Regions from separate parts of the Mus musculus genome. Here regions 1 and 3 are each linked to region 2. Evidence: chromatin loops called from intact Hi-C (ENCODE). Cell type or tissue: heart. All regions are shown on one strand. Links, peaks and the distances in the headings refer to the core of each region. The heading gives the core; the rest is flanking DNA. Region 1 holds the start of Cdkn2c (cyclin dependent kinase inhibitor 2C). Region 2 holds the start of Btf3l4 (basic transcription factor 3-like 4). Region 3 holds the start of Zfyve9 (zinc finger, FYVE domain containing 9).

Region 1 (10,042 bases), core at 2,259-7,258, 840 kb after region 2:
CCGCGCTGGCTGGATGCTGACGTGCTCGGGAGGGTTAAAGACGATCGCTGAGGGCAGACCAGAGCAGCAGCTCTGAAGCCCTCAACTCTCAGGTCTCAACGACTCCCTAGCGGGCTCGGCGTCTTCAGAAGAGCCTCCGGAGCCCGCCCGCCGAGCTGCCGCAGCCCCGCCGAGCCTCAGAGGCCGTGGGAGCCGGGCAGGGCGCGGGTCTCCGGAGGCTGGTGGGTGTGCGGCAGACCCCCGCCAAGCCCGTCATGCCGGCCCCGCCGGGTCCCGGGACTCCCGGCAGCCTGAAGACGGTGCACGGCGAAGGGGGAAGCGTCTATGGGGCTCCAGCCGCTGGGGTAGCTCGCGGCAGCATCGCTCTTGCACCCGGCCAGCTCACCAGTAACTTCCCGCCTACGACCGAGCTAGCTCAGGCTCTTCACTGCAAGCGCTCGCTGAGGGGCGGCCGTCGCCTCTGCCGCTGTCGTTCCCTCCCTTTCAGATTTTCCCGGGGCGTCCGATGATGGGAAGGGTCTTTGGAAGTAGGAGCGGTCGCCACAGATCCCGGGCGCAGCCAGTCCCGCCAACTTCTTGGCGGCCGCCCAGCAGCTCGGGCGCTCGGTGCCACTTGGCCAGTTAGTTCTTGGCGGTCCTCCGGCCTGTGCCCCTATCAGTGCCGCGGACAGGACAGCGGCTGCCAGCCAGTTGGGTTCCGGAGCCGAGGCAGGCTGCGCCGGCCGGTCGCGAGCCGCAGCTGACAGTTTCTTTTGTAGTCCGACTCCCCCAAATCTCTGATCGCCGCTCCCTTCTCCGCTACAGACACTTGCGCGTCTTTCCTTTAGGATCTTTCCCTTCCCTCCCTCCTTTGCTTCTTTTTCCGCTGAAGCAACTGCTGCTACGGTTGCCTCTGAAGGTACTGTGCCGGTTTCTTATCCCTTTTTTCCGACCTCATCAGCTTTTTTTGAAAAGAAAAAAATTGAGCGCTTTTTGAGTTGAAAAACCCGCCCCCATTTTAACGGCAGAGTTTTAAGGAGGCTCCGCCGAGTTAGGGCGCCGCGGGAGCGGGAAGGCCGGGCCCCGCCCACGCCCCGCCCAACGCCCTGGCGGCGCAGTGGCCGGCAGCCCGCTCGCTCCGCCCTCGCGGCCCTGCGCCCTTCTCTGCCCGCGCTGGGCCTGGGTTCGCTGGCGCTCCCGCCTGCCCTCTCGCTTCGCTAGTCTCCCCTGCCGAAGCGGGGTGGGTTCGGCCCGGCCTGGCCTGCTGTTCTGGGGCTGGCTGGAGTGGGAGCCTCTACCGTGCGGGACCCCGGTGGTGGTAACTAAGGCCGCGGGTGCGGGCGGAGGCCCTTAGAGGCTCGGCGGCCCTGCAGCTGACGGGTAGGATCTCCTCTGCTGGAGCCGGGCAGCTCCACCCTCCTCGGCGCTCCCCGACCAGGCTCGCCGAGTTCGAGTGGCCTGGCCCGGGGCTGCTGGACTCCTTTGCTCTGCCACAGGCCTTGGCACCTGTCAGGTCATTGCCAGGGCTGCAGAGGCGACACAACTGACAGCACCACAGGGCAGAGAAGTCTTGTAGACCGAGTTTTATGAGAACTGAAAGCATATTACAAGAAATCCCGACGAACTTCAGGGTCTAGAAAATGTGAACTTCTAGTCTTGAGGGAAAAGGAGAAATGCAATTAACTTTAAACAAAGCTTACAGTGAGTTAGAAAGGTTTTCTAAAAAGGCTATGTCTTTATTGGGGGATTTCTTTCACTCACTACACCGAGGATTGGTTGTTTTTAGGTGGAGGTGAGGATGGTGGTCTAAGTGTAAAAGGACCAGTGCATCCATATATTTCATATTCATCAATTTTCTGTACTTTTCACGTCTTCTTGTAGGCATATGAGATTATTGCCTTCTATACTTTTATGCTTTTAAAAAAACACCAGCATGGTTGCATTCAGTGGTCAAAATGAAACCAAACCCCCCCTCCGCCTCCCCTCCCCCCCAAATATTGGTCTAATTAGAACCAGCCACTGCACATATATCCTCAAGTAACATCTGTAACCCAGTTCCTTGGAGTAAAGTGAAAGTATTCAAACAAGCCAGAGACATCTGGATAGTCATTTAGCAACAGGTTGGCTGTTAGGGAAAATTGGAACTACAAGAATTTGGCAGTGTTTCTTTAAGTTGTTAAGAAAAAGATTAGAGCTAATTTTTGAGGTATCGAAAGCTGAATATTGTGAATCAGGTAACAACAAAGGGGATGAACTTCTTTAAAAATCATTTTAACAGAATATTTAGGATTCCATGTATACTGTATTCCATGTATACATTCTGGGAACTCTGAGTTTTTAGTTATCTGGAAGCTATGATAGGAGATTGGCACTGTTAAAGTGATAACTAGCACTAATACAAATTTACAAACACTGCTTTCTGGAAATTAATGGTGTCTTGCTTGGAGAAAATATGGTAACGAGGAAGAATAAAATTGTGGGCATTCTGTATAAAAATGGATGTACATGTGTTATGACTTTCATCAAATAAAATATCTTTGCTGAATTACTGAGTAAAGAAAATGCAATGTTTAGGGTGCTGTTGCCCAGGCTAGCCTACTGCTCCTTATGTACCCCAGACTGGCTTAGTATTTGTAACCTTGTGTCACCCTGGTATGGCTGGATTACAAGTATTCCCCACTCTACCGTGTTGTATTAAGACCTTTGGGGAGAGGCTGGAGAGATGGCTCAGTTAAGAGTGCTGACTGCTCTTCCAGAGGTCCTGAGTTCAATTCTCAGCAACCTCATGGTGGCTCACAACCATCTGCAATGGGATCCGATGCCCCCTTCTGGTATGTCTGAAGAGAGCAATAGTGTACTCATATACACAAATATTTTTAAAAAGGGTTTGGGGGAACCCTAAGCATTGAAGATTTTAATGTCCCATCACCCACAAATAAAACTTAAAAATATAGAACCTGCAAATAAGAGTAAAAGCAGCAGCTGGTAAGATGGCTCAGTGGTTAAGAATACCGACTGCTCTTCTGAAGGTTCTGAGTTCAAATCCCAGCAACCACACAGTGGCTCACAACCATCCGTAACAAACTCTGATGCCCTCTTCTGGAGTGTCTGAAGACAGCTAATAATAAATAAATAAATCTTTAAAAAAGAGTAAAAGCAGCTGGGTATGGTGGTGCATGCCTTTCATTTTAGCACCTGGGAGGTCAGGGAAGATGAATATTTGTGAGTTCAAAGCCAGCCTGGTCTGCAGATAGCTCCAGGACAGCCAGAGCTACGGAGAGAAGGCCTGTCTCAAAATACACACACACACACACACACACACACACACACACACACACTAAAAGAGGACTAAAAGCTGTTCAATAAAATTCTATTCTTATAACTTCAGTTGCTTTTGTTCAAACACTAACTTTTAAAATTCATTTAAAAAAAAGTATTTGGTGGGACTGGAGAGATGGTTCAGTGGTTAAGAACACTGACTGCTCTTCCGAAGGTCCTGAGTTCAAATCCCAACAACCACATGGTGGCTCACAACTATCTGTAATGGGATCAGATGCCCTCTTCTAGTGTGCCTAAAGACAACTACAGTGTACTTATATAATAAATAAACAAATAAATAAAAATGTATTTGGCCAGGTGGTAGTGGTACTCACCTTTAATCCCAGCACTTGGGAGGCAGAGACAGGTGGACTTCTGTGAATTCGAGGCCTACTGAGGTCTACAGAGCTAGTTCCAGGACAGCCATGGCTATACCAAAAAGCCCTGTCTTGAAAAAATGATACTACTACTACTAATAATAATAATAAAGTAAAAAATAAATTTAAAAATGTGTGTGTGTACACTCCAAAAGGCCAGAAGAAGGCATTGGATCCCCGGATACATTGTCAACTGTATTATGTGGGTGGTGCTGGGAACTAAACTCTGGTCCATTGCAAAAGCAGCAAGTGCTTTTAACTGGAAAGCCATCTCTACAGCCCCCAAAAACTGTTTCTTAGGGACTTGTTTGTTTGTTTGTTTGTTTGTTTTTCGAGACAGGGTTTCTCTGTATAGCCCTGGCTGTCCTGGAACTCACTCTGTAGACCAGGCTGGCCTCGAACTCAAAAATCCACCTGCCTCTGCCTCCCAAGTGCTGGGATTAAAGGCGTGTGCCACCATGCCCGGCGGGACTTTTTTTTTTTTTTTTTTTTTTTTTTTTTTTTTGTGATAGTTCTGGAGTTTTAGGTATGTAAAAATCTCTTATTTTGTGAGAGCTAGTTTACTGAGGTAGGTTTAAGAGTATCTGTCCTCGATAAGCATTTATTGTCCTGGAACTCACTCTGTAGACCAGGCTGGACTTGAACTCACAAGAGATGCATCTGCCTCAGCCTCCCTAGTGCTGGGACTAAAGACATGCACCACTACTACCCTGCTGATAAGCTTATATTTTATAACATGTTATACTTGTATTATAGTGAAAGTAACAGGTTTTTTTTAACATAGTTATGATATGTCCCTCAGATGCTTAAAGGGCATCTTGCATAGTTGGATACTGAGTACCAAGAGTCATAGGGACCTTTAGTAGTTCATAATCATTTTAAAGGACTTACAGCAAGCGTATGGTTTAGTCAAATTATTTTATGTTTTCCCCATGTTGACTCCAGTCAACGAAGAGTTCCTACATGATTAGCTTTGAGGAATGTGGATGAGGTAACTATACATTCTTAACTTGGTTTTAAAATCTTCCTCTTTATTGAATTTATAGATAACAGAGGTGGCCCCCTAGGGGACCTTTTTAAAATTACTTATACTTGTGGCTTTGGTATTTTATTTATGAGACCCAACAGGCTTTTACAAAGGTTACTTGTAGAACTCCTCAGAAAAATCCTGTTTTGAAAAGTAAGAAAATAAAATGCTAGTAAACATCTTGAAAGCTTAAATTATGATATTAATTAGCGATGCTTACAGTGCTTTGCAGCTATTAAATATAATACACATATTATTTAAATTTTATGAAGTAAGTATAATTAGTCTCATTTTTTATGAAGGAAATTTGAAATTATAATCTAAAGTCAACAAGTATAGAGCTTGAATTCACAACGTGAGCTTGGAGTCTAGGATCACCCACCAGACTCTTTAAGTCATTGGATGAACTACTTGTTTGATTACTAAAACAGAAATTTAACTTGGTAGTAATATTAGTCTCGTGAGTTATCTACTAAGAAAGAAACATTATTTAAAAACTTTGGTTATTGGGCGGGCCCACACCTTTAATCCCAGCAATCAGGAGGCAGAGACAGGCAGATTTCTGAGTTCTAGGCCAGTCTGGTCTACAAAGTGAGTTCCAGGACAGCCAGGGCTATACAGAGAAACCCTGTCTCGAAAAACCAAAACCGCCGGGTGTTGGTGGTGCATGCCTTTAACTCCAGCACTCAGGAGGCAGAGGCAGGCAGATTTCTGAGTTCAAGGCCAGCCTGGTCTACAGAGTGAGTTCCAGGACAGCCAGGGCTACACAGGGAAACCCTGTCTGGAAAAAACAAAAAACAAAAAAACAAAAACAAAAAAGAAAAACCAAAGCCAAAAACTAAAAACAAACAACAACAACAACAACAAAAACACCTTTGGTTATCAGCTGGACAGTGGTGGTGCAAGCCTTTAATCCTAGTACTCAAGAGGTAGAAGTAGACAGTTTGAGGCCAGCCTGGTCTACAGAGTGAGTTCCAGGACAGCCAGGGCTATACAGAGAAACCCTGTTTATTAGTTGGATTCTCTAGAGTCACAGAACTTACAGAACTCCCTTCCTTTCTCCTCCCTCCCTCCCCTCCCCCCTCTAAAGATAACTTATTGGAATGACTTACAGGCTGCAATACAACTAACTCAACAATGGCCAGCTGTGAATAAGAAGCTGAAGAATCTAGTGTTGGACTTCTGCATAAGCTGGAATCCTGAGGAAGTGGGCTCCAATAAGGTTGGCGAGTAAGTATAAGCAGGTGAAGAAGAAAACCTTCCGTTTTTCATCATCCTTGTCTTAGGTGTTCCATTTCTGTGAAGGACACTATGACCAAGGCAACTCTTTTTTTTTTTTTTTTTTTTTTTTTTGGTTTTTTTCGAGACAGGGTTTCTCTGTATGGCCCTGGCTGTCCTGGAACTCACTTTGTAGACCAGGCTGGCCTCGAACTCAGAAATCTGCCTGCCTCTGCCTCCCAAGTGCTGGGATTAAAGGTATGTGCCACCATGCCTGGCTCAAGGCAACTCTTATAAAAGGACATTTAATTGGGGCTGACTTACAGGTTCAGAGGCTTAGTCCATTATCACCAAGGCAGAAGAGGAGCTGAGAAGTTACAACTTGATCTGAAGGGTGCTAGGACAAGACTGGGTTCACACAGCTAGGAGGAGGGTTTCTCAAAGGCCACCCCCACAGTAATACGCTTCCATTAACAAGGCTACACCTACTCCAACAAGGCCACACCTCTTACTGGTGCCACTCCCTGGGCCAAGCATATTCAGTCACACCAGTCCTTATGTAGGCCTCAAGCAGAATGTATGGCCTAGATTAAAAGTGTGCCTCAAGATCTAGATTAAAGTCCTGTGTCTTGAGCCTCAAGATCTGGATCAAAAGCTTGTATCTTCTAGCTTCAAGATCTGGATCACAGGGGCTGGTGAGATGGCTCAGTGGGTAAGAGCACCCGACTGCTCTTCTAAAGGTCCGAAGTTCAAATCCCAGCAACCACATGGTGGCTCACAACCAGATCTGACTCCCTCTTCTGGAGTATCTGAAGACAGCTACGGTGTACTTACATGTAATAAATAAATAAATCTAAAAAAAAAAAAAAAAAGATCTGGATCACAGGTATGCCACCCATTTCTGGATCGTAGTTCATTCCAGATAGAGTCAATTTAGCAACCAAGAATAGCTACCACACCCTGCCTGGAAACAACAACTGCAACAACAAACCCCAACCCAACCCAATAACCACAAACAACAACACAAACTTAAAAAAAAAAAAAAAAACACCAAACAACTTTGTTTTTTTCAATCACAGGATCAAAATTAATACCAAAGTAAGTAATTTGATAACATGAAGACCCCAATATCACATAATGAGAAAGACCTTTAAATATTTTTACTCAAGATCCACAAACCCAGTGTAGTCCTTCCCCCCCCCCCCCCGCGCCCTGAAGTAAGGTCTCTCCTTGAAAACTCTCTCTTCCTAAGTTCTGGGATTAATGGTATATGCTGCCATGCCTAGTGCAAACTGGGTGTAAATGTGAGGAACATTAGGCAAGACCGAGGTGAGGCATAGTTTATAAAGTTCTTGATTCTTCAAAATTATCAGGATCTATGCGTGTCATTGGAGTTTATAAATCCAAAATAATTTCAAATGAAAATTTAGTTAAATAGGGACTGGAGAGATGGCTTAGTGGTTAAGAACCCAAATTCTCTTGCAGAGGACTTGAGTTTGATTCTCAGGATCTGTGTAAGGTTGCTCACAACCACCTTTAACCCCAGCTCCATGGGAATCTGGTGTCTCTGGCCTCTCTGTGTACCTACACTGACGTCCACACAGTTAAAAAAATACCAATACCAGCACAAATAAGTTATTGATACTTGAAAAATGAAATACAGACATTTAAAAAACAGTTTTAGAAAGAGGAAATTACATGAAGATTTAAAAGATTATATTTAAATTAGGGCACAGTCTATTTTAGTGGAATATAAAATGAGATTAAAATTATTTCGTGTACTTATGGAAAAAGAATTTCTGTTCTCTTGATTTGTGTCACTGCAGTGAAATTTTCTCAGAATTGAATTTTAGAAAAATGAAAAACATATTGTTTTCCCTTCAATTTTTTTGTAGTAGATATTTATTCTGGATGCTGGTTATTCAACCATAATACTTAGACCATATGTAAGAAACAACTTTTCATTTACTTTATAAACTTGGCTGCAAGGAGGGTGATACTATAAGGAGTTACCAGGGAAAGTGGGAAGAGCACTAGTTTTGACCTCGACTTGCGTCCTAGTCCTTTCACTTTATTTCATGACCCTAGACAAAAATCTTAAAAAACAAAACAAAACAACGTTGCCCTTCATTCTGTACATTTTTTTCTTTCTTTTCTTTTCTTTTTCCTTCAGTTTTTCAAGACAGGGTTTCTCTATGTAACAGAACTGGTTGTCCTAGAACTCATTTTGTAGACCAGGCAGGCCTTGAACTCACAGAGACCCATATGTCTCTGCTTCTCATATGCTAGGATTAAATGTGTGTACCACCATGCCTGGCTAGAGATAACAATAAAAATTCAAATTATTAGTATGAACCCAAGATTTTTGTTATGGATGTACCCTGATGAATATAAAAGAAATACTGGATGAAATGGTTTATAACCATCAAGAAACTTTCAACCTGTAGAAGGAGATAAACCATTTGTTGATTAAACAATTACAGGAAAAAATTCATAGAATTTGCCAGAACTGTGTTTTGTTAAAGTACTAAAGGCCATGGTTGGGGGAAAAAGGCAGGCATTCTTGTTAGCTTAAGCGTAATGAAAGGGGAGGCCTTGGAAGAACATGGAGGAGGAGCATACTGAGTAACAGCTAGCACATTAGGAGGCTTTAAGGCTATGGGCAGTTTTCCTATGCAGTATGTCACTCACTGTTTGAAACTGCTAAGTTTTCTTAGTTTTGAGTGAGAGATTAAAGATTCATAGAGAGGTTGGAAAGGGGCAAAGTTAGGTCTCAAACACAGAAATGCTATGAAATGTATGCTAATTTTACACAAAGATTTGAAGTTTCTCATTTATCTCCTGAAACGATCTTGTCAGGAGTTGAAATTAGTAATAGTTGAATGACTCATCCATGTTTCGACAGCTAATTTTTTGGGGAAATCATTCTGAAACCTCATATGTTTGAATATCGGGGTCGTTACTCCCATCTCCCTGCATGTATTGTATTATTTCAATTTTCAGATGGAGAGAAGGGAAAGAGGAATGTGCGTAGTGTTTGAATGAGTTCTGAGGTAGTCACTTGTCAGTTTTGCAGGGTTTCATTAGCCTGGCCATATATAACACTGAATACCTGCTTTGTTCTGAGGGCCCATGCTAACTGGGTTATTGGATTGCCTCACTTATATTGTTGACATTGGGTTTCACCTCATGATTCCTATTTATGACAATTTCAGAATCTCTCCTTTTAGGTACAGCAAGGAAAAAGACTACAAAGTTTTGTTGTTGTTGTTGCCTTTTAAAACAAAACAAAACAAAACAAAACAAAACAAAAACCAGTATCACCATGTAGCCCAGTCTGGCCTGGAACTCTCTATGCCCTGCCTGCCTCTGCACCCCTAGTGCTAGAATTAAAGGCATGGATCAGCACATCAGACTCAGGGGTTTCTATTTCTTACTTAGCTGATTCTGCACATTAAAACAAGTTCACTTTATAGGTCTGGGGAGGTTCAGTGATTTAGAGTACTTGCTATTGAAGAGGACCAGGGTTCTATTTCCAGCACCCACATGGTGGCTTATAACCATACATAACTCCAGTTCCAGGGATTCACACATCCCTTGCTGGCCTCCATGGGCACCAGGCACCATATGGTACATATATATGCACACAAAGGCAAAACACTCATAAAATACAACAAATAAATAAAAAAAACATACAAGTTATCACAGAATTGTATGCCAGATTGCTTTTAGTAAGAGAACCATGGAATCCATTTTTCCACCTGGTGGTTTTAGGGATCTAACCAAGAGCCTGTGTATGCCTGGCAAGTGCTCTATCTACTATTGAGTTTCATCTCCAGCAAATCAAGATCTTAACATAAATAGCACACTTCTTTGCATTCAAGGGATTGAATATTTGATTCAGTCTTTCTATTTTTTTTTTTTTAATGGATACACTCCTAGCTTAAAAAGCTTAGGCATGAATTCTTTATGGTGATTTCATCAGTTCTTATTTTTGTTTAACATTTCCAGAGTTTAACATACTTTCCAGGGCATGGATGTGTCCTTTAAAAGTCTGTAAGTTCCTACTTTGTGTGTGTGTGTTTGTGTGTGTGTCAAGATTGAATATATTGTCACCCTTCCT
Region 2 (10,042 bases), core at 2,285-7,284:
GTGTTAATATGAACTGACATCATCCAACTTTATCAGAGAAAAAGAACTAGTCTGGGCTGGAGAGATGGCTCAGCTGTTAAGAGCACTGACTGCTCTTCCAAAGGTCCTGAGTTCAAATCCCAGCAACCACATGGTGGCTCACAACCATCTGTAATGAGATCTGACACCCTCTTCTGGTGTGTCTGAAGACAGCTACAGTGTACTTACATATAATAATAAATAAATCTTTTTAAAAAAGTACTAGTTACTTCTTCCCTTCTCTGCTCAAGATCTGTGGTTATGATCAATGAAAAGCATGGTTAAAACCTGTTAATATTGTCCTCTCTGCCTTTTCTACATAGCGATCCATGTATGAACTAAGTTTTGTTCTTTCTCTTTTTGCAAATATTGCAGTGTGCAAAGATGAGGGTACATACAGTATTCTCCTTGAGCCTTGGACCACAAATAAAGGGAAAACAATCCCTGCATGTGGGAAATGGAAAACAGGAAACCCTTCGAAGCAGCTGGCAAGAGATTCTGTCTTGATATATAACATGGAGAATGAATGAGAAAAACTCCAGCCCACATCACCCATGGGCCTCCACATACATGTGCACTTTCATATGCTCAAATGCCCACATATATTTGTACACACAAAGACACACACCAAAATAAAAAGTTGAGGATTCAAACTAAGGGGTCTATTTTCATGGCACCATCGGAGAGAAGCATCTTCTAGTTACCTGCTTTAGATCTAGACAAATTCCCATCACACACACACAGCAATGTGGTCTGATTGTAATCACTGAAAAGATTCTGCACTCAAGGACCACCGCACACGGAAGTGACACTCTCCGGCAATCACTCACCTTGCCCCCTATCCGGACCTGAGCTTGAAGTTTGGCTAACTTTTCTTGATTCATGCTGTTGCAAATCTAGGGGGGGGAAAACAGATTTGTTAAATTCACTGCTTTACCAAGTTAAAAAATCATTTATACAAACAATAGCTTTGCTTCACTGAGTTAATATAATATCCACTAACATCAAGGTCATATCAATACCGTCTCTATTCTTAAATAGTGGTAACTTGTTCTAGCTTCACAAACCAATTTTTTTAAAAAAATTAAATACCACATGGGAGTCAAATATACAAATAGCAAATGAATGGGATTCAAAGTTGCCTATTTAAAGATTCATTCCTAACACATGACTCAGTTCTCTGGCATTCAGAAAAACCTAACCAATTATGAAATCTCTTCAGGCAAGCAGGCTTTTTCTTGCAGAGACTTTCACAGCAGAGAACAGTTACCAAATGTTATTAGCAAAACCTTCAAGTAGATCATTTTCTCTGGAATCACATTCTGTATTTCTTTTAAAGAATAAATATGGCACATACAAAAAAAGGCTAGGCAAAGAAGAAACTGAATAATGGAGTTGTCAGGCTGTCAGCAAACAAGTCACGTCCTCTATTCAAGGTCAGATGTGTTAATAGTGGGAAGCTACCAGATTCCCAAATAATACTCACTGATTCTGCAGCACCCCAGTTTATTCTAGACCTTGCACTGATAATGTCACACTCAACAAGATATTATTGCATCAGCGGCAAAATGTCTCACTGTACTATTTGACAAAGATCAAATAGTATCTTGTTACATTTGTATCATGGTTACATTAAGTTACTGGGCAAGACAAAAAAATAAGCTATGCAAATTTTGACCTTTGAAGATTCTAAGGACATTCTAAAATCATGAATTCTAGTCTTGACAGTGACACTCCTGCTTTGGAAAACAACATACCATGCGCTAAAAAAAAAAAGCTAATTTAACAGTCTTGTTTGACTTGTTCTGTGGCTTAACAGATCATTACTGAGATGTGAAGGAGGGAATAAGGGAATAGGCTATTATTAAACTTTTTTTTTCCTAATTCTAACTTTGTAATTGCATCATTCAGATGATAAGGATCCTGTTCTTTACATTTGAAAGAAGAAAAAAAGAAGACTCAAAAGATCGTGTAAATTACTAACCATTCTGTACTGAAGCTGAACTTAAAGAACTGACCTGTATATATCGCAGCTGTAAGGCTGAATCCATTTCACAAATAAAAATTAGAACCTATGGCTTCTCACTTTGTTCAACATTGTATCACAATGGTCAAGCAGGTAAAAGCTTTTGCATGGGAGTTGTGTGTAGAATCCAAACAGTCTTTTAGGTGTGTGCCAATCTTAGCTGTGCAGCAGACTGAAATGTGCTGATAGAAACCTCAACCTTGCATTCAAACATCCACAAAAGAGCTACAGCCATGAACTTATAGTGAAATAACACAGCACTTAAGGAATTTCTTGCAAAAAGGAGGTCAGGAGAGAATATTAAAACTAAGCACAGGACTAGCCCTTTGTGACTATTTGCATTTTAGGTAACATTCCTAAAGAAAAGAGTTGGCAGTTGGAAAGATAAGACAAAAAGTCCAGACTTATTTGAAGCAAAAGCAAAGCCCAAATTAACTCTTTCTTATGGTGTAAATGAAAGAATAATTCCATTTCAGGTGGTCAGTATAATTAAGAAATCTTATTCCTAAGGAGTATTTTATGGAAAAGACATAATTTTAGGGCATCTAGAAGCTTAAAGCAGCAGGGGAAGGAGAAATATGGCCTTTTGTCCAACAGCAAGTTGGGCTGTGTAGGATTCTAATAGAAAAAGACATTTAGACTCAGCCTGAGACCTAAAAGGTCACCTGGTTTAATCCCTACTTAATATCTTTAATGTACCTGTCATTCTTGTTTCAAGTGTGAGGTCATCTCAGATACCTGTTAGTGCAGCAGGGCATAAATTATAAACAAAATTGTTAGCTGCCTGGAAGGCCTGGAAAGTTCCTCTCTGTGTCCCAAAGGGAGAAATGACTTTCAAGGGCCACATGATCACTGAGTGAATATCCACGAATCCTTTCTGCACTTTTCTCAAGGACTTCCAAAAAGAGTATACAGAGATGAATCAATATTTATTGGATGCCCAAATTATAAGCATCCAAGTACTTTAATCATGTTTACAAAGATAAAAATAATTTGAATTTTCAGCCCTGACTTTTTATGTGAGGTTTTACCACTTAGGGCTTTGGAAAGGTATTTAGGTTCTTTGTACTTGTGTTTGTTTCTCCCGCATTAAAAAAAGTATACCATCGCATACTTTACTGAGTTGAAGGCTAAAGCATAGATTATCAAGTTCAGGTAAGACACTCAGTAGTTGGTAACTATTGTTACCATTCTTCCAGAGGGCCACTAATTAGGTATAATGAAAGAACGTGGGAACGGAAGTTGAAACCGCCATTCACCAGCTGTGTAACACTGTGCCTGGCGATCAATCATCAGGCAGTGTGAAGAGGTTATAAGGATAGGTAACTGTCTCAAAATTAAGAGAGACTTGTAAACAAGCACTTCTATTACAAAGTGAAGAGCGCTGCAACCTAGTTCGGCCCCAAGAGCTTGGTGGCCGGGTGCTAACCTCAGTTTGGGAGGAGCAAAAGAGATGACAACAGATCTGCTGCTCAAAGCGTCTGACACTGTTGTTGTGAATAATGAGTGATGGACGAGGAGGGTTCTACCCTCCTGGGTCTGGACCTGAGCGGCCAGAGCCCGGGCCCGGCTCCTCCACAGCGGGCGGTGGTGCTGGGGACCTTCCCTCAGGTGCCGACCCCCAGCTGCGCCGCCCGTAACCGACAGGCCCGGCCGGCCGCCTCCGCCCCCACTCGCCGCGCCACGGCGGAAGTGGCAGCCGGAGCGGACGGCGGGTGTCGAGAGGGGAGGGCGGGGGGAGACCGTGCGCAGCGGCCGGAGGCCGTGGGGTGGCGGGCCCGCCGGGGGTCTCACCTGCAGCGGGGAGGGTCCTCCAACACCAGCACGCGGCAAGAGCAAGATGGCTGCCTCAGCTGAGACAGAGAAAGACCGCGGCGGCAGCGGCGGCGGCGGCGGGAGAGGCCCACGTGACGCACGGCCCCGCCTCGACCGCGGGAGGGAGGCGGGGTGGGGGTGGGTACGGCAACTGCGCGCCTGCCTCCCGACTACAAAGCCCAGCATGCCTCGCGCACCTCACTATTCTGATTGGCGGCCGGGCTGCTTCCTGGAGGAGGCGGCGGTCCCCTTGGCGTCCCATTGTGTCTGCGCTTACCTTTTGTCTTGGATTTAACAGAAGGGTGGTGTGGGGTCTAGTTCGGGTTGTACACCTTGGATGTCCTTCACTAAGCATTGAGCTCTAATGGACTCTCATCAGGAGGGAAAGTCGGCAGTTGACTTGTTAGGTAGTAACTCGACCCAATACAAAAAGCAACAGACTTAACGGAAAGAAGCTTTACACTTTACGTGCTTGAGATGACTTATGTCCCAGTTCCCTCGGACTACCTCTTCAGTTGTGCAATAAAAGGCCCCAAGCATGGTTTTCTTGGACCTTATGTCAGTTGGTTGCATCATGCCTGAGTGGAAGTCCTGCGAATGCGAGTGGGGGTGGGGGGAAGGGTCCAGCGCTTCTCCAAAGTGCTTGCCTGCAAGACACAGACGCGTGCACAGCGAAACGGGCTTACCGAGTCTCTTTGGAATCCCAAACAGAAATCTAACAATGAAATGCTGTTGTCCAGTATTTTTAACTTGTGCGAGGGGGCGGGAAATTCCAAGCCCTCTGTTGTGATAGGCTGATCTCAAAGATAATAATTTGCATTTTGAATATTTAGTGTAGTGGTCCATTGGAGGGAGGGGCTAGGCTAGAGGTCAGACGTAATTAACAACGGTTTTCCTGAACCTTTCCCCAGCCCTCACCAATTCGGGCCACCTCATCCGGCTGTTTCTTTAAGCCTGGATATCAAGGACTTAGGGAAAGCAAACTCGAGATGTACTCCCACATCCTTCTACGTGATCTGCACCTTTAAACTTACTCCATTCCAAAGCGGACCCTCGAGGCACCGCCCACATCCGTCTAACATCACTTCCTTCAGTGTTTGGCTAGGAAAAAAAAAAAAAAAAAAAAATCTGGGAATCCGAGGGGTTGGGCTGAACGGCGATAAGGGGGCAGAGCGGAGCTTCTGCTGGAAATCCTGTTCCCTCAATCCGGTGGCTCTGTGCAACTACCACCGTGGAGATGTCGCTTCGTTTCGGGGCCACCTGTTTGCTGAGCTTCAGTTTCCTGCTCCTCATCACTTCTTCAGACGGACGCACTGGGCTTGGAAAGGGTCAGACCTCATTCTTACCGTAATCTTTACGGACCCCGGGCCTTCTTAACACTTTATTTTCTCACTGTATCTTAGGCCACTTTAGATTCCTTTTTATCTTCCCCAACTGCTTTTGTGGATTTCTCGGGGTCAGGAGTACCAGGTCCGGGAGAGGGTTTAAGAGAAGGAAGTTGTACTTGAGGGCGCTCTTAATTCTTGGGATTGAGAAGATATGGCCCTTAAATTAGGACTAGGTTGTTTAAGAGTCCATTCATGTGTCATGTTAGGCGCTTGGGACGCCTCCAGGAACCGTCACCTTCCCGCCAGAAGAAATAGGTCGCTTGGGAAGCCCTCAGGAACCGTCACCTTTCCGCCAGAAGAAAAAGGGTCGCTGGTGACCTGTAGTGGTCGCTTGAGTCTGAAGATTCCTCACCACGTTCCCCCGTACCCCCAAGACCCGGTTCCCTATTCCCCCAAGAGATGCAGAAAAAAGAGCAAATGAAAGGTAGACCTTTTGCTAGGTCACCAACAGTTGGTTTTGGTGTGGCTCAGCTAGTGTGTTGGAAGAAACTGATTTCTTTAGAGCGATGGATCAGTGGTTATCAATGAAGGTTAGGAAGTAAGGACCCCCAACTCCGTGTATTACCAGCCCTATTTCTAAACTTGAACACCTTCTCATCAGTTGGGTTTTTTGTTTGTTTGTTTTGGCAGCTGAATTGACTAACTGGTTGAGTTATAAATGGATTCCAGCCCTGCTTTGGATGGTTTGTGTTATGACCTTTACTGTATGGGATTTTTCTGATGCTGGTGGTGTGTGTGTGCTTCAGTGTGGTGTCTGCCCGCCTGTTTTCTGGTACACATGACTAGGCCATAAGAGGATATTGGGTGTTTTCCTCTTCTGCTTGTTCTCCACCTTATGAAACAGCCTCATTGAATTTGAGTTCACCATTTAGGCTAGAGGAGCCCTGTGTGTGTGCGCGTGTGTGTGTTTAGGTAAATGTGTGGCCCAAGGAGGCCAGAAAAGGGTGTCAGTCCCCCTGGAGGTGGAGGTGCAGGCAGTTGTGATCTGCCTCTAACATGGGAACTGAACTTGAGTCCACTGAAGAGCAGCAGGTTCTTTTCTGGTCCCAGCCCCTATTTGTTTGTTTGTTTGGTTGGTTTTTTGAGACAGGGTTTCTCTATAGCCCTGGCTGTCCTGGAACTCACTCTGTAGACCAGGCTGGCCTGGAACTCAGAAATCCTCCTGCCTCTGCCTCCCGAGTGCTGGGATTAAAGGCGTGCGCCATCACTGCCCAGCTGTTTGTTTTTAGAGCTCTTTATCTTTACATTCATTGGTGGGCATTGAGACTGAGTGGAAATTCAATGAGTCACCTCAGTTCAGTATTGATTTTCGATCATCAGCCATGTTTTGATCATTGACTCGGGTACTAGAGACATGACAATGAAGAGAACAAACAAGGTTCTTGCTTTCACTGGGTGTATATTTAAGTCAGAGAGTGCAATAGGATAGATCTACGACAGATTAATAAAAGAATTTCAGCTTATATAATACTGTGGTAGATTGGGAAGTACAGACTGAGGAGGGTAAGGGCGCTGGCATCTACCTGAATTAGGAGGGTGAGAAAAAGCTTTTCTTTTCTTTCTTTCTTACTTTTTTTTTGGGGGGGGGGTGAGAGACAGGGTTTCTCTGCAGCCCAGGTTGTCCTGGAACTCACTCTGTAGACCAGGCTGGCTTCGAACTCAGAAATCCGTCTGCCTCTGCCTCCTGAGTGCTAGGATTAAAGGTGTGTGCCACCATGCCTGGCAAAGCTTTTTCTTTCTTTTCTTTTTTCTTTTGAGAAAGAAGTTTTTCTAAGGTGATATGTGGGTTTCTGCCTATGAAGGAAGTGCTGAAAACTGCACAATGGGTCCTATTAAGTCAAAATGTTCCAAATACTGATGATCCTATTGTAAAACAGGCCGCTGTGTATTTAGAATAGAACTGTATATACAGAGGGAGACTGGAGTGCTAGGGTGTATGCAGAGCTGAGTTTCAATGTGTTCTGCCAGTGACCAGACGAGATGCCTGTGACAAGTAGCTTAATCTCTCTCATGCCTCTGTTCCTCAGCTGCAAAATGGGTGTGATTGTTACCCCAGACACTCAACACATAACAAACCCTGCTCAATCGACTGTTGAATGCATATAACATTATGAAGTGTTGTGTGAGTCTCATTTCTTTGTCAGGCAGTAAATACTGTGTTATTCAATTAGCATCATTGCCTAATAAACAACTCCAAAATATATTGAAGCCTTGAATCCCGGGACTGGAGGTAGAAGCAGGCGATCGGATCTCTGTGAGTTCCAGGGAACCCAAGTGGAAGAGCTAGTTTGTGATAATTGAATGAAAAAGCAAAAGACGCGTGAAGTGTCACACACTTGAAAAAGATCGAGTAAGTGAAATATTGTTATTATTTCCACCATTGAGGAATACTTGCTTGTTTCTAAAAGGAATTAATATTATCTCAAGTATTTGTCTTGTGTATTGTTTATGTATAGATTCTTTGGACATAAGAAATATACTCACCCCACCTAAAAAAAGTAAAAAGTACTACCTGAGGCAGGAAGTCCTGAAAATTTTGATGAGTGTTGTTTCTTCCAAAATGTCTAAAGAGCTTCTCCAGCTCTTTCTAGAAGATTCCTTGGTGGTTTGCAGAGAGGAAACAATGAGTAACCCTCCCTACCCTCCCCAACAGTTTTCATTATGAAGAGGAAGCACGCTGGTGTGGAATAGTGTGCACTAGACTGGAATTATTAGGCCTAGATTTTAATCTTGGACAGGCCATTTAGCCAGCAGTGGTCTTCCCTAGTGACCATTTATTAAGTGAGAGTGAACTAGGAATGTGTCCTAAGGGCCTCGCAGCTCTAACATTCCAGTGTCCAAAAACACGCTCATTATTCTCAGTAGACTAGAAACTTAGCTCTATCACCTGGAAAGAAGTGTGGTTGCTAGCATTTACTTCCTCTCTGCTAGCTTCCAGGCATTGATCTGCCTGCGTATTTTTTTCATACATAGTAACTATGAGGTGGGTAATATTTTTATTATCATCCCATTTCACAGATGAAGAATTTAAAATGAAACATTAGAAGTTAACTAGTAAGTCGAGGGCAGGAAGATGAATCCCCAGCCCATGTCTTTACCCAGTGCACCACTCTGGCCTCCAATGCAGAATCTAGAAAGAGGCCATTCATGTGTTCTCCCGCCTGTAATAGAAATAGATGACTTCAGTCTCTGGAATTCAAAGCTGGCACAGTAACACTTACGCTCCATGTCCCGTTTACAGCCACAGTCACTTCATGAGACAGATATTTTTGTTAGCTATATTTAACATTTGCGCAGATGGTAGAAAGGCTGCCTTCTGATGGAGACATCACTTGGCTACACTGTTACTCTACCTTCCAGGTACAGTGTTGCCTAACTCAGGCCTGGCTGCCAGCTCTGACATCTGACCTTTCCTTATTTAGGTTTCACCAGCTGGAGCCTGGGGGTTTTTTCTGTTGTCTTTAAAACAATCTAGGAAGAAGAGCTTGGACACCAACATAAATACTGTGTTTAGAACTGGCTTTTCCTGTTTTAAACATCGTCTTCGGTGGGGAAAAAGAGCTGTTGATTTGGGAACCTTTAGCTTCCTTTGCAGATGGCTGGCATGAACTGCCTTGCAGATGACACCTTAGGAAACTGCACTGTCTGCAGAGGCTCCGTGCTGCCATGGCCAAGAGAATAGCTGCTTAAAACTACCTGTCTAAGTCATCTTTCAAGAGGAAAGGGAGAAGCAAAAACAAAGCAATTCCCCATCCCCTGTGGGTGTTCTGTAGCTGAAGTCAGTGTTCTCAAGGTCCATTCCTTCATCCATTCATCTTTAACCATTGTTAGTGAGCTAGCCAACTGTAGGGAATGGTTTAACTATAGAGTAACCACCTCCATTCCAGCTCTGCCTCTCAGGGGCAATGTAACCCTAGGCAAACTCTTTAACTTTAGTTTCCTTATCTTTAAGGAGGAAGGATAGAATTAGCATATCATAAGGTTATTCTGAGGATATATAAATTAATACCTGTAAACACATTTTAAAAACTGCTATGCTTAAAAAAAAAATCCAGCTGGATGGTGATGGTGATGCCTTTAGACCCAGCACTCCGAAGGCAGAAGTAGAAGAATCTCTGAGTTAGAAGCCAGCCTGGTCTATAGAGAGAGTTCTGGGACAGCCAGGGCTACACAGAGAAAACAAAAAACAAACAAAAAACCCCCACACCATTATCATTACTATTTTTCTTTTTTGTTTTGTTTTTGTTTTTTTGTTTTGTTTTGTTTTGTTTTGGAGACAGGGTTTCTCTGTGTAGTCCTGGCTGTCCTGGAACTCACTCTGTAGACCAGGCTGGCCTCAAACTCAGAAATCCACCTGCCTCTGTCTCCCAAATGCTGGGATTAAAGGCGTGTGCCACCACTGCCCAGCACTATTTTTACTAATTATCATAAGCTCTTATGTTTTCCATCTCTCTGCATCTGTGGTGCATTCAGGAGAGGTGAAGTTTGCCTGTCTATGGGTTGCTGCTATTTTAACCTATCCATTGATGCTTTAAAAAAAAAAGTAGACTTTATTTTTAGAACAATTTTATGTCTGTGGAAAAATTGAGCAAACAAAAAAGGGGCCTGAGAGATGGCTCAACGCATAGAAGTACTTGCTGCGCAAGTGTGTCCACTTATGTTTGATCCCTTGAACCAACACAAAAGAGGGAATCCACTCCAAAAAGCTTTCCTCTGACTTCTACACGTGTGCCATGCATGTGCTCCCACATGCACAGATCATGCACACAACTGCAAGTACACATTAAAAAGAGCA
Region 3 (10,042 bases), core at 1,992-6,991, 54 kb before region 2:
CTACCATCACAAGTTCTAGGCTAGCCCAGGCTACATCAGACCTTACAGAAAGTTCTAGGCTAGCTCAGGGCACATCAGACCTTACAGAAAGAAAGAAAAAAAAATTAAAGCACTACCTAATTTATAAAATGGAGAACTTATAAATAACAATTTCAAAGTATTTCATTAAATAAAATTTATGATGAAGCATGAGACATTCTATTAACTATATAATCAAAATACTAATTCTGTAAACTTGTCTCATCCTTAATTTGGCAATCTTTGCAATCGGTCATGCTAGCTTTATTTTTTAGCAGAAAACTGAATAATGAATAATCTTTTAAACTTTCTCAAAACTCAAAGAAATATACTTTCCATTTCTAGAGTAATGCTTATTTATATATAGAACAAGCTCTGATTTACTTAATCCTCACAATAATCCTATAAAATGTATACTATTAGCTTTATTTTATAGACGAATAAAGACTTAAAAGAGTGTAAACAAGACTGATCAAGGTTATAAGACACATATGTATGTGTATATATACACACACACAAACACATACACATATAAATGTATATGTATGTAAGTTATAAGAACTCTGATTCTTGTAACTTGGGACTGGAGAAATGGCTCAGTGAGCAGATGGCTCACTGGCTGCTCTTCCAGAGGTCCCGAGTTCAATTTCCACCAACCATTTGGTGACTCACAACCATCTATAATGGGTTCTGACGCCCTCTTCTGTCATGAAGGCATACATACAAATAGAGCAGTCATATAGATAAGTAAATCTTAAAAAAAAAAAAAAACAAAGAACTTTGATTCTCATCACTATAGATTATAAGGAAAAGTCTATGTTTTGAGTAGTACTCTTCAGTTCTTAAACTAAAGTACATGAAGTATTTTTGTCCAGCATCTGCAACTCGGTATTTTCCAACGATAAGTACATACCAAGAATGTCACTCTATATACTAATTCACACACTGCAGGGCAAATATACAAAAATGAAGTGAAAGTGAAGACCAATGTAAAGCTGGAAGTAAAGTAACACGTCTATCCCAGGCATAGAGAATATTGGTTTAGTTAAAGAGGAAATGAAAAATATGTGCACATTACAATAAAAATTTTCCCATCAAATTTTTTTCAAAAATCCAAAAGTAGAACTAGTCGAAAGAATGAAAGAATGAAAGAATGAAAGAATGAAAGAAAGAAAGAAAGAAAGAAAGAAAGAAAGAAAGAAAGAAAGAAAGAAAGAAAAGGGGCACTGGATAGAGGTCCTGAATTCAATTCCCAGCAACCACATGGTGGCTAACAACCATCTGTAATGGGGTCTGGTGCCCTCTTCTGGTGTGTCTGAAGACAGCTACAGTGTACTCATCATATATATAAAAATAAATAAATCTTAAAAAAAGAAAGAAACAAAGAAAAGCAAGAAGACAAGCTATAAGTACACAGTGTACACACGCTCTGGCTTTTATTTTTCTTTTCTCCAAAAGGAAAAGTGGGCATGACCATTTCTCTTTCCTGTCTATGATCACTTGCACCTCACAGAAACAAACGGCCCACTTCCCTGGAAGGGCTACCATTACTACAAGAAAGTATAAGAAACTCAGAGCCTAAGTATCTCATTGCTCCTCACATCTGACTCCACACTCTGTACCACAGCATGCAATGCAATCAATAATCATAAAGCATGTATATACCACCCCTAGAAACAAAAGAACTTAAACTAAAATCTAGGCAATTATCTTTTAATCAAGCTTTGTACTTTGCAACCACCAGTCTGTGGCCAGCACATAAGAGGAGCCAAATAAACTTCAGTGAATGGAATAAAAGTGGCAGCTTAGCAGCAGAGGAAGGAATGAGTTCATCCCTACTCATTCACTTGTTCTTTCTTCACTAGGGAGTTAATATAAAACTAGTACTTCCCAAGCGACACATGCTACTCTTTCTTTAAAGAAAACATTGAATCAGGAATTGGAAAATAAAGGAACATTCCATATGATTTTTTTCTCAATTCTGAGAATTAAACTGGGGGGCTTACACATTCTAAGCAAGTCCTCTTCTAGAGTGACCTCCCATTCCTTAGGGATGCATCTTGAAGGGCAAGATCCTGGATGAGACACAGAAGCCCTAAGCAGAGATCTACCTCATTTCACTCAGTTACAACACTTTTCTGACCCAGCCATGTAACAGTTAATTAAACTTGTCCTGCTTCCACAATTAGCTAATTGCTAGCAGAAACCTTGGTCATTTTTGTATTTCCCAGAACACCTAAAACAGAACCTGATATTATTATCACCTAAAATTATATTTTAAAAATTTATACAATACTTTTTGTATGCTGTCTTCTAAAAGCCTTCTAAATACCTAACAGCATTTTACAGACAATATTGACATTTATTCATTGCCAAGATGAATAACCAGATAGTTTTCCTTAACATTCCCACCAAAGGCTTACCATGTTTGTTGACTGAAACAGCTGTTTTTCTATCTGCATTACAAAACCATTATCTGTTGCTATGAAGACCATCTGTAAGCCACTTAAGAGTAATAGTTTTGCTAGAGAGAGGACAATTGTGTCCACCTAAGCGAATCTCTTTTATCAATTATGTCCAAATTTAGTAGTACTAAGAATCAGGAAGGTTGATTTAAAAAAATCAAGATCTTCGAGTTATACCTACAATTCTGATTTAGGGGACCAGGAATAGAATATTTTAATCAGTACCCCCAATTCTAACATTGGTCTTTAGAGACACACTGAGAAAAGAATTCGACTTTTAAAACCTAAGTTAACCAACATACTAATCAAGCCAATGTTTTACAGTTAAAAATGCTTACACAAGATCTGACAAAGGCAAGGCTACAACACTAACACAATGGGTCCTCAAAATTCATCAACATGATGACCCCCTTAGACCTCAGGAGATTCCCACGCTCTGTAGGAAGGTTAAGTCAGGAGTCTTACAGGTAACTATGCATATTAACTGATGGCTCTAACTCTGATAATTAGTAACATATTTTATAAATTTTAAACAAATGTCTGGCTGTAAAGTGGACCAGTCAGGCATTCTTAATTTAATTCCAAAATATAATAATAATTTTATAAATCAGTACACTCTCACTGTAAACTTTGAATGACCATCAAAACATATGACATTACTAGTAATCTCTCTCCAGTTATTAAGTACATATTGAAAGCCAATATAGTACCTCTCTGCGTATCCAAATTTTCTACTATATATACATATTTTCATGCATTGACGTTCTAGATGTACATATAAGTCCTATATAGTAGAAAAATGAGAATAACCTGTAATCACATTTATCATAAACAAGAAGCACCCAATATCTGACGTGTAATGTCAAACTACAATCACTAACTTTTTTTTACATCCTTACCAGAACAAAACAAATCATTTTTCTTGTACAACTGAGTTTATATCCCATTTTCGGCATGTCCTTGCAATTAGGGTAATTAGTATGATTTAAAATCTTCTTGCCATCCGTTCTCTATTTGAGTAAAACATTTTTGTACCAAGGACTGGGGCATTAAAACATTTCCTGTCTCTCTAAAGGTGGAAAAGACATCTTCCTAAAAGATTTTTTTTTTCTTTTTTTAACTGTGAGTAGCTAGGAAACTTAGCATAGCAAAGATGGGATGGGGCTTTCTCCAAAGCAGACCTCGCTCAGAGACAAGATGTAACATAAGGAGGAAAGGATGAGCTAGCGGCAGGTGATGAAATTTCACCTCAAAAAAGGACGCAAAAGGCTGTGTCTCCAGCAAGGGAGGCGTGAATGCTACTCCTGGAGTACCAGGGGCTCCGAGTGCCCCGCACTCTCTGCACCTCAATACTCACCACTCCCCACCCAGGGGGTGGCTCCGCAGGACTCAGTACGCGGAGCAGGCAAGCCAAAGCTGTTTGCAAACAAGCGTCCTCTGCCTCCCTCCGGGATGTGCTCGAAGGGCCCTGGGAAGGAAGGCACGCTCGGCCCCGCCCGGGACAAACGCGAAGGGCACCGGTGCGGCCGCCAGCCCGATCTTCACGTACCCGGCCGCGCCGGAACCCAGGCCCGGCTAAGGGCTTCCCGGCGACTCGGGGCCTAGTCGCCCCCCGCACGCCTTCAATCTCCCGGGGACCCACGGAGAAAGGGCCGAGGCCCCAGAGCTCCGGGGTGCCCGCGGCGGCCGCACTGGCAGGACGCTCCGTCCGCCCGGCCCAATAGCTGGCGCCAGGACCCCTGGGCGGCGCAAGCAGACGAGCCCCGAACCGCAGCGCGCCACACTCACCGCCTCTCCATGGCCCGGGGGTCGTCACTCAGCCGAGAGCCTCGTCCTCAGCGGGGCTCCGCCGCGAAGCCTCGCACTCCTGAGGGGGCTGCGGTCTCAGCGGCCGGGACTGAGGCCCAGCGCCCCTCCAGCCGCCTCAGCCACGCGGGTCCGGGAAAGCGCGGCCGAGCGCGGCCGAGCGCGGCCGGGGGCGCAGCTTACGGCGGGACAACCGAGGCGATGCAGGCAGACGGGCTCGGCGAAGCCTCGGGCGCCGCCGCGGTGGCCGCTTCAGCCGCCCGCGCCGCTGGGCCACAGCGCCCCCTGGACCCCACGTCCCGCTACGGCGCCGGGACTGCGGCGGCCGCACCGGGCACGAGCGGCAGGGAACGCGAGGCAGCGCGGCCTGGGGGTGGCGGGGCCCCGTGCGCCCTGCGCCGCCCGCGGCCCGTGGCCCGCCCCTGACGCGGCTTCCCGGGAGCCGGAAGCTGTCGGCTCCCCCCACACCCCACCCCCGTCAGACCCCAGCACCTTTTTCTTCCCTCCAAGAAGGTATGTGAATGCTTTCGTCACTCGTCTCCGAGAGCGGGAATGTGAGGGAATCTCGGTTCATTTCTCGTGGAGACAGGGGGTCCCTTTTAATTCCCTCAGTGCGTCAGTATGAAAGGAGCGTGACCCAGAACAAATCCCTTTTTTCTTTTCCTAAGCACATGCACAATCCCTTCCCAAAGCAGATAAAGGAATCATCTTTGACCTCAACTTTTTTGGAGCTACTGTGCAGATTCACTACAGAAATGTGCTATAGAATTCCTTAAACCCTATCCTTACCTACAAAGTAGGGGGGAGAAAACAAAAAACAAACAAACAAAACAAAACAAAATTTAAAAAACGCTGACAAAGAGAAGAGAATAACCAACGGGTTGTCCTGAAACCGATAAACAACTTAAAGGTAAGAAAAGACTCATCCTTTTACTAACTTAACCCTGGCCACCACCTCTACCACTTCTGGGTCACCCACCCCTTATCAAATCCTAGATAAAAACTCTGAAAGAAGGAAATTGTTGTGGTTATATTAAAGGCTATGCAGTCATTTTGTTTACAAATGCCTCCTGTTTGATCTTGCCCAGCCTCTAGGATGCTAACATAACGTCACAACTAAAGACTGTCAGAAGGGAAATAGGAAAAAGAAAAAAAAAATTTTAAATCCCCTGGTCCCTCAAATTCCCAAATACTGTGTTTGTTTGGTTGGTTGGTTGGTTGGTTTTGTTTCTGGGAGCTATACTGGAACAAGCAAGGACTTTGGTGTCAGGCAGATCCTGATGCCACTGGTTCCAGTTACATCATGTAGAGTTTTATGACCCTGGCAAGTTATGTAATATTTTTGAACCTCTGTTTTCTCCTGCCTGCCTAGCTGGTTGTGAAGGTTGGGGATGGAAGGACGGGCCTATAGTTCCAATTTTTGTTAATTCCAGAACACCCTAACACTTACTTAGTCATTCTTAATCTGGAGATTGTGCCCATCTGTGTGTGTTTATCCCACCACACTCCCCAACCCCGCTCGTGTGTGTCTGTGTGTGTGTGTGTGTGTGTGTGTGTGCGTGTGCGCGTGTGTGTGTGTGTGTGTGTGTGTGTGTGTGTGTGTGTGTTCCTATCAAAAGGTCATTCTCATCATCCTGGTCTAAGTGAAATTTCCCTGAATTTCACTCGTGCATTTATGTAACATCCTCCTCTGAAGAGGAGAACCTAGTACACTGGATCCTTTGACATTCTACAGCACAGCAGATATCAAAATAGAACCAGCACATTTTTCCTGCATGAAAATATTATAAAATATTATAAGCAATCTTGCCTTACCTTAGATTATGGGATAATAGTAACAAGACATGGGGAAATTACATAAGGAGTCCAGGAGCTGTTCAAGTAATAATTGAGCAGCCACCCAGAGAAAAATATAACCTAGCAGTTCTTTTCTCATCAATGAAAGCTGTTCCTGTACAGTCCCAAGTCTGCCTTTGCCACTTATCTCTGAGTCACATTACACACACACACACACACACACACACACACACACACACACACAATCACTATCCCCTTTTTGTAACGACAGAAACCAGCTCGGAGGAAATGGTGATTCATCCTCACAGCATCTCTAAGAACTCAGTACTTCGGCACCACCACCAAGGGGCATCCAACCGAGAGAAAAGCCGCAAGGAGTCCCTATAACCTAGGGTCTCCTGTCTGATAGCAGTCTTTTCTACAGTAACAAGAGAACACTGTTAGAGTGAGTTGCTATTGATACCATTTGTGCTTTAGCATGGGCCCTTTAATTTCCATCAGTTTGGCTCCCTGACATGACATTGGCACTGTCCTTTCCAATCCAAGCTCACTGCCACTGCAGAAAACCTACATTTGTTTGTGAATAATCAGGACGTCTAGGGTGTAGCTACAGCATGAAGATGATTCATTTGTTCCCAGGACCAGTTTCTTCTTGCCTCACACGTTCTTCCCTTCTATTCAAACTCTTGCTGAGGGAAGCTGCTTGATAGTAACTTGCTTAAAATCGTTCTGTCATATGCTGGCCAGATGGCTCAGTGGGTAAAGGGCCACACCTAGTGATCTGAGTTTTATCTCTGGAACCCCAAGATAGAAGGAGAGAACCAACTACCCAGGAGGCATGCATGCACCCACAGTAGGTCTCCTTTTGTCTGCTCCCATTTCATCCAAGACTGTTTCCCCTCCTGCTTCCTCATCTTACTCTCAGCTCCTGACCTATCTCTCACCTGCCTCCTTTCTTCTGCCTAAGATCTCTTTCTGTTTCAAACCACTTCAACTCGAAGTCAGTTGTCTTGATTCTGCCACTTTCTGTTTGCATTGATTTCCACCACTCTCCGATGACTTTAAAGTATAGCTTAACGCCCCCCCCCTGTAGAATTCCCCACTTCCATGTCTATAGAATTGACATCCTTTAGAAAATCAATATTGTAAGACTGTTTTCATGGAAGTTTGGGATCATCTTTAGTAGAATTTTCTTTGCTCTTTAAACTTTGGGTGAAGCCAGGAGTGCTTCTCTTCATCCACTTGTATATTTGTTTACTTCAAAGGCTGAGGCAAAGGGATCACTATTGTCCAGGAGTTGGAAGCATACCAATGTAGGCAACATACCAATAGTCTCATCTCAGAATTTTAAATGGGGGCGGGAGAGAGATTCAGTGACATCATCATCTAACAGGTGCCTAATCCAGATTCTGGTTATCATATTTAATTGTTAGCACTCACTACTGGACAGTTGGTCACAAAACCTAACAAATTCTACTTCTTGTTTTGTTAAATTATCCTTCTCCTTTCACACACCTCCCTGCACACAAAGGTACAAACCTTTTGATCTAGGATATTTGAATAAATTTTAAGTTTACAGAAGGGAAAGGGGAAAGAGAGTAAAATAAATAAATTTTATATTTGTGTATAAGAATATATACTGTATAAATTTTGTTGAAAGAGAAACATAAAATCTCATCTGCGTTCTTTTTAACCCTGTACTTTCCCAAGTTATAATTCTTCATCAGTACAAGGTCAATACATATTTCCCTGTATGCCTCCCTTATCAGATTGTGAGCCTGTGGGCCAGGTGCAGTGTTTTAATCATCTCTGTATCCCTAGAACTGGTCTCAACATGGCTACTCTCAAGCTGAACTAGATAGCTTACATCTTACCTGCTCAGTGACTTTTTAAGGCTTGCTTTCAATTTTCAGGACCTAAAAATAAGAATTCCCTTTGAGAGTTGTAGCCCAGAACTGAACCTACCCTGCTGCTTACAGCTGTGATCTCTCACAGCTTCTTCCCTCAACAAATGCTGCCCAGAGTCAAACCCCAAATCCAGAGTCTTGTAAGGCAGATAAGCCCCAAAGCAGGTCCCACGTCAGTTAAGCATCCATCCCAAGCTGAAAAAGGAACCTGGGGGCATCCGGGGGCTTGTTAGGTCATCCTAATCCCTACAAAAGAATAAAGCAGCCTACAAGATGGCTCAGTGAGTAAAGGGACTTAGCTGTAAGCCTGATGTTCTTGGACCCTCGTGGTAGAAAGGAAGACCTGCAAGTTATCCCCTGATCTGTATATGCTCTGACCTCTATACATGATGCACCCATCACACACACACAAATACAATCATTAAAAACAAACAAGCAAACAAACAAAGCAGGGGCTGGAGAAATGACTCAGCGGTTAAGAGCACTGTCTGTTCTTCCAGAGGTCCTGAGTTCAATTCCCAGCAACCACATGGTGGCTCACAACCATCTGTAATGGGATCTGATGCCCTCTTCTGGTGTGTCTGAAGACAGCTACAGTGTACTCATATAAATAAAATAAATTTTTTTTTTTAAGAAATCAATTTCAGCATAGGTATTGAACATAAAGAAGTAACTATATAAAAGATATATAAAAATGTTCATTATGTTTTGGTTATTGACATAAAAATAGAAGGATAACCTAAAATAAATTACATTATCTCCACAAAAATATTGTTCATCTATTAATCTTTTTTGTAATATATGTGTGTGTGCCTGTGTGAGTTTATGTACATCACATGCATACAGGTACCGAAGAAGGCCAGAAGGCATCAGACACCCGAACCTGGAGTTACAGGTGGCTTTGAACCACATCATGTAAGTGCTGGAAACTGAACCCTGATCCTCTGCAAGAGCAGTAAGCATTCCAAACCATTGAGCCATCTCTCCAGCCCCCATTAATTGTTTTTAAATTATTTTAAATGACATTGAAACTGCTCATGATTTAATACCAAATTAATAAAAGTATAAAGTAAAAAAGAATGTATGATTCAATTATTTTATACATATAAAGTATACTTAAAGATTCATTTTTGTTATTCTTAATAAATGTGTCTATGTGTGTGCCTGTGTGCCAGTCTATACTTGGGATTATAGTTGCCTTCAGGGGCCAGAGGTTTCAGATCTCTTGAAGGTAGAGTTAAGTGGCTGTGAGCCAATGGCATGCATGCTAGGAACCAGATCCAGTCCTCTGCAAGACCAATACAGACTCTTAACTCCTGAGCCATTGTTCCAGTTCCAGTATACATATATTTAGAAAGGAATAAATAAAATGTTAAGTGCTTGTGGGAAATTTTTACTTTATAATTTGGAATAATTTCAGATTTAAAGATTGCAAAAAATAGTACTTCCAAATCCCATGTTTCAGCCATATCTAGCCACACTTCCTTTAGAATGCTTTCTCTTGTTCTCTATTTTTTCTATCTCAATAAGAGATAGATATGTGTGTGGGTATATATATATATGTATATATATATATGTGTGTGTGTGTGTGTGTAAGTACACATATATATGTATATATACCATTGTAATTATTTTAGTTTTTTTAATTAAAAAAATTTTTTTTAAAGATTTATTTATTTTATATATGTGAGTACACTGTCACTGTCTTGAGACACACCAGAAGAGGGCATCGGATTCCATTACAGATGATTGTGAGCCACCAAGTAGTTGCTGGGAATTGAACTCAGGACCTCTGGAAGAGCAGTCCATGCTTTTAAACCCTGAGCCTTCTATCCGGAACCCTATTTTTTACATTATAATTACATCAACTTCCCCCTTCCTATTTCTCTCTCCATCCCCTTCCACACACTGCCTAAAATCATAGCCTCTTTTTATTTGTTATTGTAACATACACATAAATATATGTAAATATATAAATATAACCTGCTCAGTCCATTAGTGTTACTTGTGTGTATATTTCAGGACTGACCATTGGTTTTGAGTGATCTA

What was found. A loop is a pair of places that touch in the nucleus more often than their neighbours do. Peaks named below come from ENCODE experiments on the same cell type or tissue, not always from the same donor. Only the 100,000 strongest peaks of a DNase experiment are listed, where the experiment ranks them.
Region 1: a loop joins it to region 2, with 6 times the contacts of the local background. A loop is called at or near these places in 3 of 42 quality-filtered maps.
Region 3: it touches region 2 in a loop (3-fold over the local background); 6 of 42 quality-filtered maps call a loop at or near these places.

Annotation. Positions count from the first base shown.
Region 1 is chr4:109,665,729-109,675,770 of GRCm38, forward strand. It overlaps Cdkn2c (cyclin dependent kinase inhibitor 2C), which reads right to left and starts at 1,028. Exons shown (of 3, transcript NM_001301368.1): 1 at 1-1,028. In heart, for the core only: CTCF peaks have their summits at 2,834 (motif pointing left) and 4,741; no DNase peak of the experiment used is centred there.
Region 2 is chr4:108,829,670-108,839,711 of GRCm38, forward strand. It overlaps Btf3l4 (basic transcription factor 3-like 4), which reads right to left and starts at 3,971. Exons shown (of 6, transcript NM_027453.3): 1 at 3,839-3,971; 2 at 849-914. The coding sequence starts at 902. It overlaps Txndc12 (thioredoxin domain containing 12 (endoplasmic reticulum)), which reads left to right and starts at 5,009. Exons shown (of 7, transcript NM_025334.3): 1 at 5,009-5,187. The coding sequence starts at 5,097. In heart, for the core only: a CTCF peak has its summit at 5,038; DNase peaks (open chromatin) are centred at 3,982, 4,922 and 5,472; H3K4me3 peaks cover 4,389 bases; H3K27ac peaks cover 4,027 bases.
Region 3 is chr4:108,776,182-108,786,223 of GRCm38, forward strand. It overlaps Zfyve9 (zinc finger, FYVE domain containing 9), which reads right to left and starts at 4,658. Exons shown (of 19, transcript NM_001384118.1): 1 at 4,272-4,658. In heart, for the core only: a CTCF peak has its summit at 4,568; DNase peaks (open chromatin) are centred at 4,160 and 4,610; H3K4me3 peaks cover 2,101 bases; H3K27ac peaks cover 1,497 bases.